Linked DNA regions of Mus musculus: region 2 is linked to region 1. A link is a contact called in ENCODE Hi-C or POLR2A ChIA-PET data. All regions are on one chromosome and are shown on one strand. The core of a region is the stretch at or near the end of the contact, and the rest is flanking DNA. Distances in the headings are between cores, read along the strand shown.

The links. A loop is a pair of places that touch in the nucleus more often than their neighbours do. ChIA-PET counts read pairs that join two places held with the same protein, here RNA polymerase II (POLR2A).
Region 2: a map of T-helper 17 cell shows a loop between it and region 1 (2.3-fold over the local background). The contact joins the promoter of Aebp1 here to the enhancer-like site in region 1. A Hi-C loop is called at or near these places in 2 of 37 maps with a recorded cell type or tissue (T-helper 1 cell and T-helper 17 cell). POLR2A ChIA-PET finds 5 or more read pairs at or near these places in 2 of 5 experiments (Patski and embryonic stem cell).

The regions. Positions count from the first base shown.
Region 1 is chr11:5,793,799-5,797,016 of GRCm38, reverse strand. Dbnl (drebrin-like) reads right to left here. Exons shown (of 13, transcript NM_001146309.1): 4 at 2,706-2,780; 5 at 1,423-1,569; 6 at 194-271. Among named protein-coding and RNA genes, the nearest start is that of Dbnl, 6.9 kb to the right of the region's middle. Within about 2 kb of position 1,537, at least 3 of the 3 ENCODE cell types and tissues checked have a DNase peak (open chromatin) inside an H3K27ac peak, as active enhancers do.
Region 2 is chr11:5,860,156-5,863,373 of GRCm38, reverse strand. Aebp1 (AE binding protein 1) reads right to left here and starts at 1,508. Exons shown (of 21, transcript NM_009636.3): 1 at 976-1,508. The coding sequence starts at 1,222.

The DNA.
Region 1 (3,218 bases), core at 288-2,787:
GGAGCTGCTCACTCAGCCATGTGCAGCCAGCCCCCTTGGCCTCAACCCCTGCCAGGGACTTGGTCCAGGAAGGGCACTCTAGCCCACCATGCTCTGTGACTTAACTACATGTGCCTGCAGTTTAACTAGCTGTAAAGGGTAACGCCCAGAAGGATGCCAGTCAGTGTGCCACCTTCACGACTGCAGCACTCACCTCAGCTTTGGCCCAGAAGTTATCCTTGCCGACTCTCTTGATCTCAGATATGGCATTGGTCTTCTGGTACACAGAGCCCTAGAGACAGCATAGTACACGCTAGAGGTCTGGCCCCATGTGGAACGTCACACATCCCATGAGGCAGGGTAAAGGGAATCTGTCAGCTCTAGAGAGCAGGTGAAAGCTACTAGGACTGCATCTGGTAGGCTCAAGGGAGCCTGGCCCGCCACCCATGAGAGGAAACAGCAAGATGTTCAGAAAAAAGTCTAGGAGCACCCAAGAGGCTGAGGCAGGTTTTTTTTTTTTTTTTTTTTTCCAGTTTTTCGAGACAGGGTTTCTCTGTATAGTCCTGGCTGTCCTGGAACTCACTCTGTAGATCATAAGCCAGGCTGGCCTCGAACTCAGAAATTCACCGAGGCAGAAGGTTCTTGAGTTCAAGGCCAGCCTAGCTTATGGACCAAGTCCCTGTCTCAAAAAAACAAAAACAAAATACGAGCTGGAAAGATGGCTCAGCTGCCAAGAGCACTTACTGCTCTCACAGAGGACCAGGTTCAGTCCCCAGCACCCACATGGAGTAGACTCTTTAACTCCAGTTTCGGAGGATCCCACATGCTTTTCTGTCCTCTGCAGGCACAGTACACATGTAGTGCACATACATATATGCAGGCAAAACACCCATACATACAAAATAAAAATAAAAGCCAAGGGAACCCATGCAGCAAGGTCCTGGCATCCTGAGAACAGTGGGTATATGCAAACATTAGTGTCTCTGGTGGAGCTGGTCCTCGCTGATGGGCACAGAAAAGGATTCTTATCCGAGACTCCTGGCAGCGCTAAAGCAGGCTGCTCCTCTGACAGCTGTCAGCTGACAGCATCCAGGAGAGTCACCATGGAGCCCAACTGTATGACTAATAAGTGGTTTGCAGCCATGAGCTCCACGTGATGCCAGAAATGCATGCCTGTGTGGTTTCAGGCTCCATAATAAAGCCAGCAGACACGTTCCACAATGGCTCCTACCAGGGACCATCCAAGTCATGCAGACACTGGAGCCCCTGTGGACGGTCTCAGCTGCAGGGCCTTTGCCAAGCCCGTGGGGGTGGTGCCCAGCAGGGTTAGGATTACCATCTAAAGACCCCAAGCAGGAGGAATGTAGTTACCTCGACATTAGGAACTACATTTCTGGTCCCCACTCTCAGGCATGGAGGAAGATAATGGTGGGCGGGACTCACCACTGGGGCCTGCGGCCCTACATCCTGGAAGGAGGTGCTTTCCTTATGGAAGCTGTAGTTGGCCCCAGAGGCCTTGGCAACCTTCTCCATGATGCACTCAGGCTCCACATCCTCCTCGGCCCGGGCATTGATGGTCACGTGGGCACCCTGGCACAAAAGCAGCACTTAAAGCACAGGCTTCGCAGGGTTAGGAGAGGGCGGGCCCAAACCCTACTTGTCCACACAGTAAAGGCCACTGCTGCACACAGACCCACAGCAGGAGACACCAGGGCCCGCTCTCCCCAGCTGTGGACCTTAGAGTTCCTGACATCAGGCCCCACACTCCAACTGTGGATGCTATCTAGTTCCTGCTGAGTTCCATCCCTGCTCAGGCACCTGCCATCCATTCCTGTGGCCTCATTAACTGTTGTTATACGTCTGACATGTTTGGGAGCTCACTGAGGATGTAGGCTCAGTAGCAGAGCACTTGCCTAGCCAGCACATGAGACGATATCTTTGATCTGAGCACTGCAAAAACCTTAAAACTTAATTAAAAGCTTAGATGCTTCTGTCACCCACCAGATGGAAGGACTAAGGAATGTCTAAAGTCATGGAGGCAGAAACTGAAGCCAGTCTCAAGTCTTCCCACCAGGAACCAAGGACATGCAAAAAGTCAGCTGAAAACTGAGTTATAAATTGTGATTGAAAAGTGTCTTGGAAATTGGAAAAAATTACAGCTGTAGCATGAGTGACAATGGTTGTAATAACAGGTAGGGACGGAATGCATCAGAGGACAGACAGGGCTCAGAGGGTACTTGGGGCAGGGCATCAGAGGGTACTTGGGGTAGGGCATCAGAAGTATATGTGGGCAAGGCATTGGCAGCTTGTTCCTTCCTCCAAATCTTGCTGCTGTTTAAACACCACTCCCCCCTTTTGCTTTTAGTTTTATGAGACAAAAGGCCTCACTGTACAGCCCTAGTTGGCCTGGAACTCAAAGAATCTGCCTGCCTCAGCCTTCTGAGTGCTGGAATTAAAGGCTGGAGTCACTACACCATTTGCTGATAATCATTCGGACAGAGCAATCATAGCAATACAAAATCTAGTACTCAGTCCCCGTATTCCATCGGTGCTGGAGTGGTCCTTACCTTGCCCACACTGAAGCCAGCTAGAGGTGGCTCTGCCCATCCCTTGCTGTCTAGACAGAACATTAGTTACAGCCCCGCTCCTAATTTCAGCCCCTTTCCAGTTCACCTGGACCAAGACTAGATCTTGCAAGGCCCTGCAGGGCTTGGTTCAGCACCTACCTTCAGGAAGTTGGCCATGGTGCTGACGTGGTTGGCACATGCTCCTTTCCGCACATCATTCACACCCTCTCCTGTCTGCAACACAAGCACAAACTGCGTGAACTAGGCCTCCTCCAAAGCCACTTCCTGGCCCATATTTCCCAGGAACCCAACAGTTCCCTCTTTCTCCTAAGTGATACTCTCTAGTCCCCATTCCACACCAAAGCCAAAGCCATTCTCCCAAATAAGTCACATAGATGAGATCGGTCCTTGTACTTCCCAAGGAGCTCAGGGTGTTCTCTGAGAAGTATGGTTGCTGGCTTCCCTCGTGGGAACAGTTCTCACACACTCCGGACCCCTCCCCCACATCCTGCAGAAATGAATGGGAGGGTGAATTCCAAGCAAAGCCAATCCTTGGTTCACAACGGTGAACAGTCTAGTCTACTCGTTCACCCATTTACACCTAACAGGTCTGCTGACCTGCTGAGTGAGTGGTGTCTGTTCCCAAGGGTCAAAGGAAAGCACACCAGGAGC
Region 2 (3,218 bases), core at 259-2,758, 66 kb before region 1:
CAGGCAGGCAGGCCGGCAGTCACTCCGTAGGTCTTGAAGTCCCAAAAGGTTCCCGTTGAAACTCAAAACCAACAGGAGGCCCTTATCAAGGACAGAGGGAGAGAGAGGCAGGTAGGTAGTTCTCTCCGTGCTGGCTCATCTCAGAGAAGTCAAGTAGCAGGGGCCACCCTTCTAGCACCCTAGGAGCTGCAATTGCTGGGTGCGGAGAATTTAATGGCGAATGGGAAACACACAGGCAGCTGGCTGAAACACAGGGAATACAGCAAAACATGCAGCAGGAGCAGGGTCACTTGGCAATGTCCAGAACGTCTTGGTTGCTGGAGGCAAAGTGTGCAGGGAGGTGAGGGTAGGGAGAGCAGGACAGATCTACAGCAGTGGGGGCCGGAGGGGGAGTGGCTGACCTCAGGAATGATGAATGGTGCCTTACAGTCTCCTGGGAGAGAGATCACAAGATCCGTTGCCACTCTCCAGAGGGCCATGAAAAACAGCTAAGATTTACTGACAACGATTGCATAAGAGGCTCGGGGTTGCATGCCTCCGGGATGCTATCACCTCGCTTAGTTCTGACCATCTCAGACTGCCCACTTTCACCTGGAAGTCTTCCTCACCCCGCTCCCCTGTCTGTGTTCCTGTGGGAGAAGAGGAGGCAAGCAGATGCCTAGGCTTGAAGCTTGCCACTAAGAGACTAGGGCCAGTTCGGAGAGGCGAATCACAATTTCCCACTCGTCCAAACCTACACTCTCTTGAGACCTGGGATGAACAACTTGGGCGACCTCAAAAGCCCAGCGCCACCCTATGCTGAACACACACCTCCAGGTTTCCAAACTCCAGGACAGAACTGCTGCCTGGCAGTGTGTTGCCTTGCGTTGCCTTGGAGAGACATTCCTCACGGGGCAGCATGGGAAGTGGCTAGACCCTCCAGAGCCCCTGTATGCTCACTTGATGCCATGGCCACCCATGTCACCAGGTTCTCACCTTCTACATCTGCCCGCTGCTTGCCCCCTGCCTTGGATTTGCGGGGACGCTGGGTGGGTTCGGGAAGCGGCTGGACTTCCACGTCGTCTTCCCGGGGCGGGGACTGGGTCTCCAACTCCGAAAGGAAGCCTTCGAGGAACTCCTCGATCTCGTCGTCCGTCAGCACCGTCTGTGGGTTCCCCTCAGGGCACAGCGTCAGCAGTGCCAGGAGGCCGCAGAGCAGGGATGCGGTGCGCACTGGAGCCATGGCTCTGGGCACGCGCGGGAGCCGGGCGGGCTTGAGCAGGGACTTGGGTGGCAGGGGCAGCGCCCCGCGTAGGGGCGGGAAAGGGCGCGAGGAACGTGGGCGTCAAGGGTATCCAGAAAGCGGTGGGAAAGGGAGATTCAAGGAGAGCAAGGGGCTCCAGGAGAGGTTCTGGCGGGCCCAGCTCCGGCAGCAACTGGGCGCTCCTGCCCCGCGTGGCTGGCTCTCACGCGGACCGCCCTCCAGAGCGCTTGCGACGGCCTGGCCGGGGCGGGGGCTTCGGGTTTCCGGAGGGGGAGGAGGAGGAGCCGGCCTTGGACCGGGGGCTGCGGGGGAGGGAGGCGGAGCAGCACGGAGCCCAGACTAATAGCAGCGTCAGCGCCCAGTTTAGAGGGTCTGGGTGCAGGGCGCCTAGCGGGGAGGAAGGCCTGGGAGAAAAGAATGCAACAGTTATGGGGAAGGGAGTGTGCGGAGTCTAAGGAGACCTGTGCTCTAACCCGCTGTGCCCTTTGCTCTGAGCCCAGGGAGATTGCTAGGGGAGGGAGGGAGTAGGGCCCTCGAGGGTACTGGCGATCACCTCCTTTCCACTTTCTGGAGGTTAGCTCTTCAAAGTGTCACCTGCTGTGTGCTTGCACAGGTGTCACCTTTGTCCAGTTATCACCAACATCCCAGGTCTTTGGAGCCAATTTTTGCGAGGAAGGCTGTGAAAAGCTGTTCTCAGCAAGCTGCTGTCCTTATGGAGATAGGAGCCCCACTTCAGAGCTCAGGGCTCAGGTCCCAATGTGGAGTAATAGCTATTTCTCTCCTTCCTCTGACCAGAAGCGGTTAAAACAACAAATTGTTTACAACAGCTTCAGCTATGGCTTCTAGAATACAAACGTTGGCTGGCTCATAATGGCCATCATAGCTAAGCCCAGGAATGCCAGAGCATTTACCCATGAAGGATTAAAGATGTGAACGTGGGCTTGTAGCAGCCATAGGTCCAGGGCAGTGGCAGGCAGCTTTCAACCAAGGTGGGGAGGCACTCTGATAAAAAAGAATAGCGACCCCCAGATGATTGACATGGGAAAGTTTACATCTCAGCTGGAAGAGAAAAAAGAAAAAGCAGGTCAAGAAACACCAACACGATGCCACCTCCTCAGTCTTTCACCCTCACCCTCACCCTCTCTGTCCAGCATGAGCAGGGAGAAAAAGGGGAAATTTTCGGGTACTGGGCTCTGTAACCCACTGCTCTCAGGGAGTAGGCAAGCCCCTCCCGGCAGTCTCCTTTCTGGCTCTCCTTGAGGAAGCATGGAGACTATGCCAAGAACTGATGTGTGTGTGAGTGTGTGTGTGTGTGTGGGGGGGAGGGTCTAACCCATCTTAGCCCTCCTAGCTGTCTGACTCAGCAGGGGAACTCCGTGTCCACAACTTACTATACGCATATTAAATGGACCACCTTTCTGGTTTATTCGATTTTTTTGAGACAGAGTTTCTCTGTGTAGCTCTGGCTGTCCTGGAACTTGCTCTGTAGACCAGGCTGGCCTCGAACTCAGAAACCCACCTGCTGCTGCCTCCCAAGTGCTGGGATTAAAGGTGTGCACCACCACTGCCCGGCTAAATGGACCACTTTGTGCTGTGCCTAGCACACACGATCAGCCCTTGCATCCCACAGGCTGTTGGTCCTCATCCACTTTGCTCCCCCTCCCCCATCCCGGGACAATCCTCTCACAGCTAGGCCTCCCCATGAGAGACTTCAACCTGGTCGCAGAGCAAGAGTAAAGCAAGTCTCACTCATGGTCACCCTCTGAATCATTGTGCTCAAAGTCAGTTCTGGGAATTGGCTTCCGTGCCCCCAGTCTGGTCCAGTGTGTCATGCTGGGTATGCCACAGGGTGCATGAGGGGACATGGATGTCACTTCCCTAGGCATGGGTCATACTTGGACTGAATTTGGGTTGGATATTCTCTGCCAGGGAAAACAGAAGCCATTTCAAAAATGGAAAACAAAGAAACCTAAGG